Linked DNA regions of Mus musculus: region 1 is linked to region 2. A link is a loop called in an ENCODE intact Hi-C map of the cell type or tissue named here. Cell type or tissue: left cerebral cortex. All regions are shown on one strand. Links, peaks and the distances in the headings refer to the core of each region. The heading gives the core; the rest is flanking DNA.

Region 1 (7,646 bases), core at 2,352-6,351, 220 kb before region 2:
TGAAATGAATAATAGATATTACAAACTGAACACTCCCTAAAATCCCTTAGCTGACATTCTAAGCCTTAATGGGATGGAATAAGGAGCTCTAAGGAGGTGGAGCTGCTGAGAAAAATCATTTTATGAGGATGCAGCCCTTGTGAATGGGGTTAGTATCCTGAAAAACAAAGGCCAAAAAAAGTGTAGACTATTTTTGCCATGGGAGAATATAAAATGCCAGTTATCTGCATTCTAGAGAAAGCACCCATCAGAACCTTACATTGAACTTGGACCTTCCAGAACTATGATAAATAAATGTTTTTGTTCAAGCCAGCCAGTCTATGGTACAGCGTCATGGCAACCTGCACTAAGACATGAGGGAAGAATAGTGCTCATCTGTTCCCTACCTCTGTCGCCATGCTGTATCCAAGGAAGGGAACAGTTAGGGCCAGCATGGGAAGGATCACTTTGTTAAAGGGACTTATGTGAAAGCCCATGCCCAAGTGGTGATGTCTTAGGGCCCAAGAAATACAGTAGATCACAGGTATGGAGAGGGGAAGAGGGAGACAGGGAAGGAGGGAAACAGGGAAGGAGGGAGACAGGGAGGGAGGGAGGGAGGGATGGAGGGAGGGAGGGAGGGAGGGAGGGAGGGAGGGACTTCCCATTTCTCTGTGGTTACCTGAGGAAGAGTTTGATTATAAGAATCACTGGCCTTACAGAAATCACTATTATAAATGTCAGTGCATCGGAGGGATATGAGTTCAGACGTTACCATACAGAGTAAAGGACACAGTCTAAAGTGTGTAATTTCCAGTGATAGAATTCAGTAGTAAAATCACACACACACACACACACACACACACACACACACACACACAAACATCTGGAAAGTCTATACAGAGAAACTTCGAGACCCTGCTGGAGTAGTAAGGACCAAGAACTCTGAGTTCTTAATATCAACAAACCTTTCTGAGTGTCCACAGATGAGTGAGTATTCAGTGCTTTTTATTGTAAATGTTTATACTGATCCCAGAAGGAAACCATCCAAGCAAAAGCAGAGAACAGGAAGAGCGTTTTCTTCTCCAGAACACAGTGTCAAAATGTAAGTTCAAATGGTGGTAGCTACCATTTCTATGCAGGCTTAGTTGTCACTAACCTCGAGCAAACTATGTTAACATATACATCAAACAGTCTCCTCATCTGTAGAAGAGCCTACTTGACAGAGGCCCTTGAGACTCGACATGGGAAGATCAAAATAGCTCAAGATGATATATGGAGAGCAAAGCAAAGACAGCTGAGAAATGTAGATGTTGGTCTATAGCTGATAGTCAAATAGTGCAGCCATCTATAAATTATATTGCATTCTGTTGGATGGATGGAAGAGTACAGAAACCTGCGTGGCTCTGCCAAGATCAGGGAGACATTGAGTGAGTCCTTTAAACTCTCTGAACCTCACTCTCCTGCTTTGTAAAGGGAAGAGGCCCATGAAGTCTGCTTCATCCCTAGGGTTCCAGGTAGAGTATCCAGTCTCCAGAAGAACAATTAAACTGCATTTCCCTCAAGATTCGGAAGGACTTGCATCACCCAGCACTGGCATGAATCCAGATCTTGACTGAGATCTTCTGTGAGCAAAGAGAAGCACTGAAAAGCCTTGTCAGGCACTTCACAGTCATTTGGTGATGCAGACTTGAGCGAAGCTCTCTTAAACACACCCAGATGTCTGGGGCACTTGGATGTGTGGTTAAAAGTTAACGTTTGACTTAAGGATGTGCATAACGAACCCTTTCTAGTGTTATAGCTGCAGCGTTGCACAGTCGATAGGGCTGCTCCACAGAGAGGATAACACACTGTCACTAGCATCTTCCAATGACACTCGCTGTTGAGCTTGACACACCATCACCATATTTGTGCATACTCTCTCCTCAATAAATATTTGTTGCATAACTTTCCTAAGCCAGGCTATAGAGAAGGAAGGAAAAAAACTCAAAGATATCACACACACACACACACACACACACACACACACACTCCACTCACTATAGAAGAGGAATCTACTTGGAAAGCACAGGTACACAAGCAATTCCAAAATGACTTTCCCCAGTATTACAGGGTTTGATATAGAAATATATTCATTATCTTCCTTATAGCAAAGTGAACCTCCAGTTCTACATGATTAGTGCTCTGAGACTTCTCCAGTGAAAGAACACATGGATGAATACAAAGGAATTGTGACTTGAGGGGGGATGCTCACACCAGGAAGGGAAACCCATACAAACACAGGCATTGAGACAGGAAACCTCAGAGCAACCAGGATAAAAACAACTGAATCTTACAACTTTGCTCAACCACCTACAGGCCCCTAATTCCTGCATCTCTTCCTCTTTCATTGAATCCTGTCTAATACCATCACACAAATCAGTAGAAACAATTCCTTGACCCAAAGTGATTTATTTCCTTCCCCAGAATGACTCATTTTATGAAGTGAACTGGCTAGCTGCTGGACATTGGTTTAGAGGTCTAAAGGTCCAGCCTGGGGAAAGAAGCAACCTTTGCATTTTTTGTTCACATGCAAAAAGAATATAGAGGTGTATGCTCCATCCTCTTCTCTATCCCCTTGCCTTAAGGTGGTCTATCTACCTAGGTCTGATTCATTTCCATCCACAAAAATGCATGGAAATATGTCAGGAGCATAAGAAGCTGAAGCATTGGGAATGCCAGTGGAAGATGGAGCTCGGAAATACAGACAGGACTGTATAGAGCAGTACATCACTGCTCTGCTGAGCATGTTATTAGTATTGTTAGGCATAGATGCCACCACGTCTCCATAATGAACTTCCTTTGAAAATCAGGAGAGCCTAAAGCACAAGACAGGACAGCTTCACATCATGACCAAAAATAACCTGAGAACCAAAGCCAACCAAGGCCAGTGTTAAAAGTGAATGAGTTGTATAAAGACATTCCAATTCAAGATGCACAGTGGCCCCAAAAGACCTTGCTCACAACCAAGTTAGCCTAAATCATACCATTCCCAAGGCTTAGAGTCCTTTAACATCTTTTAAAAGACTGTCTTTAAATTAATAAATTACTTTCCTTGCAAGGTCTCTGCCTCAATTAGCTTCTGAAGCACTATGGATCTATTGTTTTAAAGTTTGATGCCAGGCCCCTTCGCTTTCCACACTCCACCCTTTGACAAGCTCCTCTCAACTGGCAGTTTCTATTTATATTTCAACATATTAGTATAACAAATTTAAATAAAATTCTCCACTTGTATCATTAATTAGCATTTGGCAATGGGCCTGATTAAATGCCCTTGGCAACAAAATGATTTAAATATCGAAAAGGTTATTTTTATCATGTATTAAAAATGCCTGTTCGGCAACTATTCGCACCAACTTCCCCTCCTCTGCTCAGAGGCCAAGTGTGGCTCTTAATACACCTCTCCAGGTTGGATTGCGTAACTGTCGGTCAGCTCAGTCTGCTCCTCTAACAAATAAGGAAAGCTTCTTACAATGAGAGCAGTTCAAATAAGTCTTTTTTTTTAAGTTTAGATGAATAAAATAATCCTCTTTTAGTCCAAGCTAAACTTCTAAGAAATTAAATTTTCCTTCTGGTTATCATACTTTACAGAACTACAAACATTTTAAACAGATCTAACGGAGCTCCTCTGTGAAACAGAAGATCAAGTACCTGGACTAACTATGAACTGTGCATGATGTAGAAAAACCAGCAACCAAAGAGTACACATGGAGGGACCCATGGCTCCGGCTGCATATGTAGCAGAGGATGGCCTTATCTGGCATCAATGGGAGTGGAGGTCCTCGGTCCAATGAAGGTTTGATGCCTCAGTATAGGAGAATGCCAGGAAGGGGGATAACATTTGAAATGTAAATAAATAAAATAACCAATAAAAGGAAGAAAGAGGGAGGGAGGAGAGGGAAGGGAAAGAAAGAAAGAAAGAAAGAAAGAAAGAAAGAAAGAAAGAAAGAAAGAAAGGAAGGAAGGAAGGAAGGAAGGAAGGAAGGAAGGAAGGAAGGAAGGAAGGAAGGAAGCAAGCAAGCAAGCAAGCAAGCAAGCAAGCAAGCAAGCAAGCAAGCAAGCAAGCAAGCAGCTGGTCTTTGCTTTGTAACTCTGAACTTTCACTCATGGGACTCTCGTATTCACACCTGACCTTCCAGCACATGGCCCAGTGCCTAGCAAACTGTAAAGACTCTCCAAACTGGGTTGAAGAAGGAAGTGACAAATATGCATTCATTCTACACCAAAGATTGAGCAGGAAATTGAATTGAAGAGCTTGCTGCTCTTCCTGAGAACCTGAAATCAATCGGTTCAGGATAGCCAAACCGGACTGCTTAAACCCACCTATAACTACAACCCCAGGGGTCTGGTGCCCTCTTCTGGCTTCTGTGGGCACTCATACATGTGTGGCTTACATCCCCACAGACACAGGAACATGCATACACACACACAAAAATAAATCTTAAAAAGTAAATAAGGGACATGGTTGAATGTTTCTCCTGCTTGCGATTCAAGTTAAATGTGAGATATAGTTGTCTACAATAAATAATGTGGAGAGAAAATATTGGGATAAAGCAATACAAGAAATCTTAGAAAAATCACGTTTTTCCCATTTATGAGGTGAACTGGGTACGTGAACTAGAGAAATGGCGAAAAGATCGAAGAAGAAAGAGAATGAAAAGTTTGTCCATAATTGACGTAAGGAAATATTATCCTTAAATAACTCTTCTCACTGAGTCATATATGATATGCTTAAGATCATCATTGTATGAAATGACTAAAAATACCTATTTACTGTGATATCCCCAGACAGAACATTTTGTGATTTTTCTGACACATCAGGGGAGTGAGAAAAATTGTCCCATGATAATTAAGGATTTGGTCATTATAATAATGATTTAAATGCTAGAAATAAAGACTTGTATTTAATAAAACCTTTTCAGTGTTCCTTTGACATAAAAATAAACATTGATGGAGCAAAGAAATGGAAGACAAGAATAGAAAGTTGACTGTTCATGTATCTGGGAAACTCTCAAGGAAGAGAGGCTGAGCAGGGTGACAGTGACCTTTGCTCTCAGAACTCTGGAGGCAGAGGCAGGCACATCTGAGTTTGAGGCTGGCCTGGTCTACAGAGCCAGTTCCAGTATAGCCAGAGCTACCCTGTCTCTAAAAAGAAAACCCTGTATCTAAAAGAAAAAAGAAAGAGGGATGGAATAGAGGGATGGAGGGAATAAAGAGAGAGAAGGAGGGAGGGAGAGAGAAAGAGAGAGAAAAACAGAGGGGGCAAAGAATAAGACAAAGAAAGAAACAAAGAAAGAGAAACTGGAAATGTCTAGTGCAAGACAAGAAACTAAACATGGTGAATTGAACCTCAAAGTCTAGAGAGTGGGTAGTTAGAAAGCGCCCACCATACTTTGTCATAAGGGTGTTACTCGATTTTAGCAAAAAGGAAAATCCAAATATGGAAAGAAATCAGAGCTAAGTCACACTGCTAATCAGTCAGACATTGACAAGCAGAACATGGCTACTTTTCAGTCATAACCCACCAGTGAAGAAGGACCATTTTAGAACAAGCTTTGTAGGATTGAAATTGCCCTCTGAATATCAATGTCAGTTTCCATATCCTCCCCCAGAACACTCAGTTCCCGCCATTTTAGGAAATACACATTGCTCTGATTAGTTGCAGATTCTTAATTTTCTTCTTTCCTTTCTTTGGTGCTGAGTTCACAAGTTTAGTTCCCAGCACCCAGGTCAGACAGCTTACAATAGCCTGTAACTCCATCTCCCACACCCCTGTCTACCCTCTGCAGGCACTGCCACACATGTAGGCTTGCTCACACGTAGATATGCGTACACTCACATAAACAAACATAAAAATAAAACTAAAGCAACAGGCGAATGGATGGACCTGCCTACTTTGTGAGGAAAGGGAAAATGTGAATTAAAAAAATGATCTCGCCAGATGTTGTCCTAAGGATATTACATGTATTATCTCTCTTAATCCATACATCCCTGAAATTAGTATACTAGTAAGAATATTATTTCTATTGCAGAGATAAAAGAATTTAAAATCAAGAGGATTTAGCAGTTTTCACAAAGCTGACAATTACTGGCAGTAGGAGATGAACAGGAGAGGTCAGTTGGAGCAAAAGCAGCTATGAGCCCCTCTAGGACCATGCAGAGTCCACCATGAGAAGGGGGGCTCAGGGTAACAGCCATGCTCTTATTCTGGGCCACACATATACACCTGTCTTTATATAACCTTTATTGGGTTCACAGTCAGCACCGCCAATGACTGCCCTCAGCTGCTTCTGTAATTTTGTCCTGTACCCTGGAAATAATCGTCACACATGAGGATCATGACCCTTGTGGGTGCTTTTTAACTAAAGCTCTGTGAGGTGAATATTGCCTCTGTTATGAGTACTAAGTTTGTCTACTGGTCTTAACTTGGTCTCACGATCTTTACTGCTACAACCACCACCAGGACCAAATTGTATCTTCTTATTCTCTGCAGGTTCTACTGCAGTGCCTTGCAAATAACTGCAGCGAACGGCTGCTGAATGGAACTGAAATCGAATGGCGTGAACCAAATTGTCATGAATTGAAGAGCCAGGTAGCTGAGGCTTCATCGTCTTTTACCCGGGTACTTCCTGTGCCCTGTGCCTCAATTTTGTGCTTGGTCATATTATGATTATATCCTAGTGACATTGAACTATTTCCTTTTTCCCCCAGTATCCTTTTATTTTAGGGTTTGGGTCAGGTGGGTGGTGGTGGTGGTGGTAAGACAGGGTCTCACTCTGTAGCCCAGGCTGGCTTTCAACTCACTATGTAACTTAGGCTGGTCTTGACTTCACTATTCTTCCTGCCTTCCCTTCCTAAATGCTGAGATATGGATAGCTATGACACCTGGATCGATATTTTTTAAATAGAAAATAAAACCATTATAGACCCCTATAAACATAGACATAATAGATTTTATACCTTTAAACTTTACCACTCAGCGATACAAGTTAGTACCACAAACAAACACCAGTAGTCTTTCTAGTGATGACTTCCCCATTCGGGAAGTAGAAAATGAACCCTTTATCCCAGAATCCTTCCATTACGAGGATTCAGTTTTGGGAGCAGCATTCAATTCTTACAAGTGGGGAGAAGAGAGCAGGACCCAGAAACATCAGGGCACCTTGTGATTTACTCCCTTTCTTGTTCAGGATTCCTCCTCACATTTGGCTCGTTCTGAGACCCACGGACCCCACCCCACCACCCTCCCCCTCTCTCTCCCTCCCAAGTCATTTAATCTGCCGGTTTGTGATCCTCTTCTTCTCCACACAGTGGAGAATTGCCACATGGCCGTTCTGGTGGCTAAGATATGCGAATCCTTGGGGATATAATCAAGGAGCCACTGAGATGCTGCCATCAAAGGACAGTTCATCCTCAGCTGCCTGGCGGCCGTTTGTGCAGGTTAACTGCTTAACAGTCCTTTCATGTCCAGAGTCAATCTGTGTTTAAAGGCTGGAGGTGAGTGGGTGGACCGGGCAGTTTATCGTCTCTGCCTCCTCATTTATTATCACAGGGCACTACCTCAACTGATCAAAATCAAGGGCCACATATCACCCGAGTTATTGGGATGAAAGACAAAATACATCCTTTGT
Region 2 (7,646 bases), core at 1,739-5,738:
CATTCGCACATATAAAATAAAAGTTCCCTGTAATTTAAAAAGTAATTCTTTTTCCATATAAAATAAATTCTGGGGATGGGGGTGGCTGGTGAGCTAGCTCAGCAGTACAGATCTTTCAGAGGACTCAGGGTCAGTTCCCCACACCTGTGTCAGGTGGTCCACAGCTGTCTAAAACACGAATGCACAGTCAGTCCACTTAGCATCTGGCTACAAGGGATCCAACACCTTCTAGACTCTCCAGGCACCTGCCCTTGTGTACACACACACACACACACACACACACACACATTAAAAATAAAGAAATAAATTCAGGAATTAGCACACCCAATCAGGATAGTGTTTCCACAAAGTCATCGGGACCCAGAACTCTTTGAGCTCAGTCTTTCTACTCTTCATCCTCGAGGCCCACGGCAGGTGATGAGCCTAGCTATTGCCTTTGTATTCACCTCAGAAGACATTGGAGAAAGGGACACTTCCAGAGAGCTGCCTATGCGTCTATTTATGTCTCACTGGCCAAAACTTACTCACATGTCTACCCCTCAAAGAAAGTAAGAATGTCTTCTATTATTTGGGTGACTCATCTAGCCAATGAGCAGGAAGAGAGTGAAATGTGGGGTGCGCCAGACTCTCCCAGCCATAGAGCATCACGCCAAAATGTGGAAACAGCAAAGCAAACCCCTGGGAAGCCAGCCGCCCAGCCTGTGTGAGTCACACAACTCGGTGACTCACTCCCGCCCCCAGAGCTTGTCAGTGCAGCTGAGTTTCTCAGCATCGTGAAACTTAAGAGATTGCTAAAATAGTCACCGCTCTGGATGGTGTGCTCCTGGATGCAAAGCATCTACTTAGCATTTAGCATGTTTCCTAAGTGTCCAAATTACATGTTTCACACAAAAATTACCGTCTCTGTCAAGCACTAAAGGTAAATGCTCTTTAACATCAACAGTTACTTCAGAGAGATTATTTCCGGCTCGGAGAAGAGCAGAACACTCCTCTGTATTGGGTTAGGCCTAAAGTTGCTTGTAGTCTAATGTTAATTGGGTCCCCCAAAACTGTTAGCACGAGAAAGTCCGCACTGAGGGACCCTCCCCCAGTTGATTCTGATTGGTTAAGATAGATGCCAGCAGCCAATAGCTGGGGAGAAGAGACATAGGCAGCAGTTTAGGTTTCCCAGGCTTGGGACCACGAGGAACTGGAGGAGGGGGACAAGAGCTGCCATCTCTCGGAAGAATGTTCAGGAGAGAGAGATAATATCCGCCATGAAGTAGAGAAGCAAGCAGAGGCCTGAGCTCTGGGCCAAGAGACCGTGGGCTGACCAATTGGAGTTAAGAGCAGCCAAGATGGAACACAGAAATTTGTAAGTAGCAACCCGAAGGAGGTAGATTCTAACAGCATAGAGGGTAGGCAGTTGCCCAGCTCTTGTGCTGCATAAGGCATATTTTAAAAATATAAGGCGGAGAGATGGCTCAGCGGTTAAGAGCACTGATTGCTCTTCTGAAGGTCCCGAGTTCAAATCGCAGCAACCACATGGTGGCTCACAGCCATCTGTAATGGGATCTGACGCCCTCTTCTGGTGTGTCTGAAGACAGCTAGAATGTACTTACATATAATAATAAATAAATCTTTGGGCCGGAGCGAGCGGAGCCAGAGCGAGCAAAGGTCCTGAGTTCGATTCCCATCAACCACGTGATGGCCCACAACCATCTGTACAGCTAAAGTGTACTCATATACATAAAGTAAATAAGTAAATCTTAATACACACACATATAGCTGTGTGTATCTTTCATTCGGGGACATAAATGGTCAAAGGCAGGAAGGAACCCCAAGCTGGGATTTATTAAGATTCCCACTACACTCTTCTTCACGGTCTTTCATTCTTTCCTGTGGATAAGATTCCTTCTCTGTGTACACAGCGGTTCTATAGTCAGAGAAACACCATGACTACCTTTCTAACTGCATCCCTGACCCACTAGTTAAGGGGTCACTCAGTCACAACCCACAGTAACTGAGGAGAGGGGTAATTAGGAAATCTGACTGCTGTCTGTCTGTCTGTCTATCTGTCTATCTGTCTGTCATCTCTCTTCAGTTACCAGGACAAGGCTTTATTCTGAGGTCTGGGCTGGCCTTACCTTCCAGCAACCCTCATGCCTGCTTTGGATTCACAGGGGCTGTGGTTACAGGTACACATGAAAACGCTCAGCTTGGAAATAGGTTTCTCCTGACCCCGGGGAAGAGGGGGCTGGGATTTCATTTTGTTGTTGTTGTAATTGTTATTGTGTGGGAGCTGTACTTATTGTTCTGAGACAGGATTTCATGTAGTTTATGCTGGCCTGAACCTCACAGTGGCTCTCCTTCCGCAGCTCCCAGGGGGGCTGGAAATGCCCGCTAGTGCCATGACACCCAGCTTTTGAAATAGCTCCTCACACCAGCTCCCTTCCACTTCCTCTCAGGCCCCGGCCTTCAGGTTAAATCACAGTACAAAAATTACATCATGACCTTTTTTTTTTTTTAACATTTCCAAACTCTGCTTTGTCGTTTGCATAGAAATCCAAAAATAAATGTAACCCACAAACAGTTTTCAGAACAGCCATCAAGTTCCGATCTGCTGATGCCATTAATTATAAGTGAGTCAGAGGCAGGAGGAGGTTCAACAGCGGAGCCTTTTTAAGGAAAATGGAATCCTTTTCGTTCCAGAAATTCTGTGGAGGAATTCCCCCCTGCATTTCTGACTGGTCATCTCCTGGGGAATTCTCTGTAACTGGAAATGATCCCGGAAAACCAGGAACAGCTGCATTGTAGGTACTGATGGCCTCTACAGTCCCCAGCTGCACCCAGCCCTCCACCGGGCCACCAGGGGGTCCCAGAGGGGAGGCTGGTCCAAGGCAAACATCATGGGGCCCTGGCTTCCATTTTCAGAGGGACTGTGTTAATCACCAGTAAAGCACACTGCGTTTTTTACAGAAAGGATATTACTGAAAACAATTAGTCTTGATTTTTTTTTTCTTTTTTGCTGCTTCTAACCAATAGCCAAAAGGTTGACAACCAATTTAAACATACCCACTTCACTGGGAAAATACCCAAAGGCACCTGTATAGAGTTTGGATGTCAGTGGGTCAGAACATGAACTGCACCTCCAGAAACCCCAGCTTGCTAGCAGCGCCCGCAAAGGATGCCCCATAAGGGCCTATAACTCCATGGGAGCCAACACCTCTGGGTTCTGTGAGCACTTGTATTCATACTTAAAATAAATAAATACATCTTTGGAATAAAGGCTTAGTAACTCCACACACAAAGCCTGGCCTGGTATGTTTCCTGAAATATGCTCCGACGAGACAGAGGCTCCATAGTCTTTTCTCAGAAAAATAGAGAGATTGTCAATAATCAAGTCTAAGCCACACTGGGGAGGCAGGGGCAGGCAAATACCTGAGAGTTCAAGGTCTCCTAAAGGGACAGTCATTTAACTGTGGACTTGTGACTTGCCACCCCATAACAGCCCACACATCCCTTTGTGTTGTTCTTATTCAGGAACCTTGTGTGTGTTGAGAGTCACCATCTCCTTTAACTTTTCATCTGCTCCTTAGCATCTTCCTGGTTCCAGGCACAGCACTCCAGCTCCAACCGTGAATGAGCAAGCTTGGATGTCTTCCCATTCCAAAGGGACCAGAGCCACAGATTCCATTACACTGCAGTACCTCTGGGTGGCAGAGGGATAGAAGTGCTAAGTGAGCCCAGGAAAGGATGTGTGTTAGCTGTCTAGACCAGGCTGGCCTTAAACTCAGAGAGACCCACCTGCCTCTGCCCCCTGAGTGCTGGGATTGCAAGTGTATACCCAGCAGCATCCACAGTTTGCAAAGGTCAGCCCTTCTCTAAGCCAGCAATGCATGACCTGGGCTAGTCTGAGAAGAAACAGAAGAGAAGGAAAGAAAGGGGGAACAGGAAAACCCCCAAATTCCAGTGAGCTTTTGTCCTAAGGAATGGTTTCCTTCTGCCAGCAGAAATGAGGATGGACAATCTAATTGAATTCAATTAAGAGAAGCATCGACATTTCGGCACTTTGGCACATTCAAGGTAGGAGATGGGCATGTGTATGGGGGGGCGGGGCAGAGAGGGAGAGACATTCCACATTAAAATAAAAGCAATGACAGGGAAATTAACTGCTTCTGTTGATTTTTCGAGACAGGTTTTTTCTGTGTAGCCTTGGCTGTCCTGGAACTCACTCTGTAGACCAGGCTGGCCTTGAACTCAGAAATCTGCCTGCCTCTGCCTCCCAAGTGCTGGGATTAAAGGCGTGCGCCACCACTGCCCGGCTGATTCTGTTTCTTGAAACAAAGCCTCTCTGTGTAGCCCTTGAGTTCTCACCCCTCTTCCTCTGCCTCCTGGAACTGAGATTACAACAGCACCACCCCCAGCTTGCTCTTTTCTTCTTCCTAACTATTCCACACAGAGATGCTTTTCTTTCAGTAACAGGAAACAGAGTTGTGAGGAGGGCGTCATGTGGTTTCTTATCCCTGGCTCTTGGCTGTGTTTCTCTCTTTCCCACAGTGATTACCCCGAGGTTCAGGAGCGGAGCGCACCAGCGCACAGGACTCCTTCAAACCCAGTTTCCGGGATGGAAGCTTAGTGCAGTGGTGGAACCCTTGCCTCCAGATACAAAGCCTTGAATTGATCCCTGGTGTCATGCAAGAAAAGGAGGGGAGGGGAAGGGAGTAGGAGCAGGAGAAGGAAGAGAAGTGAGAGGAAGATTCAACTCGTTGCTGCCCAAGCCTTCTTGTCCCTTTCTGATACTGAGATAAAACACTCAGGAAAAAAAAAAAAAAACTCACCCCTGAGTTCCATCCCCAGGACCCACAGAGTGGAGAGAACTAAATCCCACAGTTGTCTTCTGATCTCCATGTGCACGCGTGCACGCGCACACACACACACACACACACATCACCCTTAAAACCATCCTAAACAACTACTAATCTGTTTCCTGTCTCTGTGGGCTTGCTGATTTGAGACATTTCCTTTAAATAGACTTTCGTGATGTTTTCAAGCCTCATTCATATTATAACACCTATCAGGTACTTCATTCTCTGTGGATGGCTTAATAACGCTCTATTGTAAGGACAGAGCACATTTCCCCTTCACTAATCCACAGACATTTGACTCGTTTCTGTTTCTGTGAGCGGCCATATCCACATTTTGTATGGATTATAGGTTTTGTTTCTCATGGGTAATTGTCTAGGGTAGAATTGCTAGATCATCTCTATTAGGTTTTTAATTTTATTTGTAATTATGCTATGCTGGGTAGGTGCAGATATGCAGGTGAGTGCCGTGCCAGAGGAGGCCAGAAGAGGGCATCAGTTCTCCTGGACCTACAGTTACAGGCAGTTGTAATCTCCTTGCTGACCATGGGTGCTGGGAATTAAACTGGGGTCCCCTCCAAGGGCAGTACACCCTCTTAACCCCTGAGTCACCTCTTCTAGCCCTCGTGTATGTTACTTAGACTCCCTATGTCGGCCCCATTCCCTTATCCACTTTCTAATGACTATTTGTGTGCTCATTTCTGAAGCTAGCTGATTTCCCACCCAGTAATGTCTGAATTCCATACAAGCAATGGAATTTCCATCCTAAGCTAACTCAGCTTCTCTTGTGCTGCCCTGGAAACGGCTAGTGTGCCAAAGCTGGCTGCTCTGTCCTGGAAAACAGGTTTGGTCACCGAGAAAGCAGGGAGGGTGCCCTCATGTCACCCACAATCCCACACAAAAGGGAGCAAATGTCAGTCCACCCTCCCTCCTGCCTCTCTCTAAGGAAGGGAATTCAACCCAAACTCTGTCCCCCGGGAAGAAAACAGAATTTTGCTTTTTTTTTTTTAGACAGAGTCTCAAGTGCTAATGCAGGACTCCATATATATGTGGGGGGGGGGGGGCAGTGACCTTGAAGTTCTGCTTCTGACTGCCAAGTGCCGGGATTCAAACCCAAGTTGTCATGCATGCTAGGAGCTCTAACCACTGAGCTACATCCTCGGCTCCCAAAAGAGCCAAGGGTTTTGTTTTGTTTTAAAGAAGGGAGCTCAGAATCACAGAACCGATGACTCAGAGCTTGACAAACGTGTAAAATTAGAACTACCTACAGAGTGGCATTAGTTTATCGTTTATGAGACCACACCAAGCTACAGCAATCATAAAAATGAGAAGGAATCCACACCTTCTGGCAACAGCTAAGGTGATCTGGTTGGAAACAAAGCAAACAAAACTTCTCAATACAGCCAGTGCTGAGGTAAGAGAGCTGTGAATAACCTGACCCTTGTATCTGCAGGGCCCAGAGCACCTCCTCCTCCAGCAGCCAATACAGAAAGGCCAAAGTCATGTATAGTACTAAAGGCTCCGGGCTGGACTGAGCTCTGGTCGATAGAAAATGCCATCAATGCGTAGTCGAGCAAGAGGGAACGATTGACTTGTACATCTGACAAGGCAGGGAGTGAGACTTGTATTTCAATCGTGTCTGAGCAACATTTCACCAGCTCCGGCAGCCCCTGTGTGATCAGAAATAGATTCTGCTAGGTGGACTAGCTCACTCCCAGAATCCTTAGATGTCTGAGAAATAGGGTGTCAGGGGAGCAGAAACGCCCAGAGAGGGGTGTTATGAAGCTTGAGTTAGGAGAGAGATTCATGTTGCAGCGTTATAGAACAAAATACTCTGAGGTTCACAAGACAGGGGCCTGTCTGCCTGACTGGGAGCTTGTAACCTACAGACAAACGCGAACGTAGTAACAAGGAGTTTGACATTAGAAGCCGAGCATAGCTACCCCATCTGAAGAAGCCAAGGCTGTACCTATTGTGGTACAAGAGCACAGACTGGCTGGGGACTCGCCAGCCTCATGGTCTGCTCTATCAGATGGGTGAGCCCATCCCTAGGTTCTGAAACCTCTCGCTCTGGCTAACCAACAATATTCTGGAGAAATCACTGAACATGCTATTTTAAGACTGAGACGGGGCTCGGTAGATCGCTCACCTAGCATGCACGGAGCCCTATGTTCCACTCCAAGCATTGAATAAGCCAGGTGTGGTGGTGAACACGTGACGTCCCAGCTCTCAGGAGACAGAAGCTGGGGATCAGAGCGCCTCAGCTACGGGGTCATCCTCAGCTATGGAGAAGGGCGGGAAGGTTGGAGGGAGAGAGGGGAGGGAACAAAGGAAGAAGAGAGGGAGAGAAATGCCGTTTTAAAAAGAAAATACTCTTTAAAAAGAGTGTTTCTGGGGATGGACACAGACGTGGCATTTCATTACCGTGTACGAAACCCATGAAATGTTCCATCTTTACCTTGGAGAAGGTTCAAGGTAAACTAACTGTGCTGACTCAGACCTGGCTCAGTTTCGAGAGTGACAGTCTCGTCCACAGCAGGCTGCCTATGGTGGCTTTGGGCTAACGCTTGAGGGGAAATTCAGTTTTGCTCTCGCTATGTTTCCCTGGGGAAGGTGTTGGAAGCTGAACCTAGGGCCTTGTACAAGCAAGCATCCACGGTGACAGGAAGCTTCACTTGAAACCCAGTCAAGTTAGCATTTACTGTCTGGCTCCCAGTATGCTCAGCAGAAGTTGGGGGGCATCTTGTATCTATAGATCATGGCTCCATCTCCCTTCCCCATATGAGCTTCAAGACTTCTGTT

The links. Hi-C counts contacts between places; a loop is a spot of excess contacts. Peaks named below come from ENCODE experiments on the same cell type or tissue, not always from the same donor. Only the 100,000 strongest peaks of a DNase experiment are listed, where the experiment ranks them.
Region 1: it touches region 2 in a loop (2.6-fold over the local background); 2 of 42 quality-filtered maps call a loop at or near these places.

What each region holds. Positions count from the first base shown.
Region 1 is chr3:50,975,412-50,983,057 of GRCm38, forward strand. No RefSeq gene overlaps it. Among named protein-coding and RNA genes, the nearest start is that of Gm35756, 64 kb to the right of the region's middle. In left cerebral cortex, for the core only: a CTCF peak has its summit at 4,371 (motif pointing left); no DNase peak of the experiment used is centred there.
Region 2 is chr3:51,194,821-51,202,466 of GRCm38, forward strand. No RefSeq gene overlaps it. Among named protein-coding and RNA genes, the nearest start is that of Gm40044, 22 kb to the right of the region's middle. In left cerebral cortex, for the core only: CTCF peaks have their summits at 2,844 (motif pointing right), 3,684 and 5,296 (motif pointing right); DNase peaks (open chromatin) are centred at 2,644, 3,639 and 4,455; H3K27ac peaks cover 1,575 bases.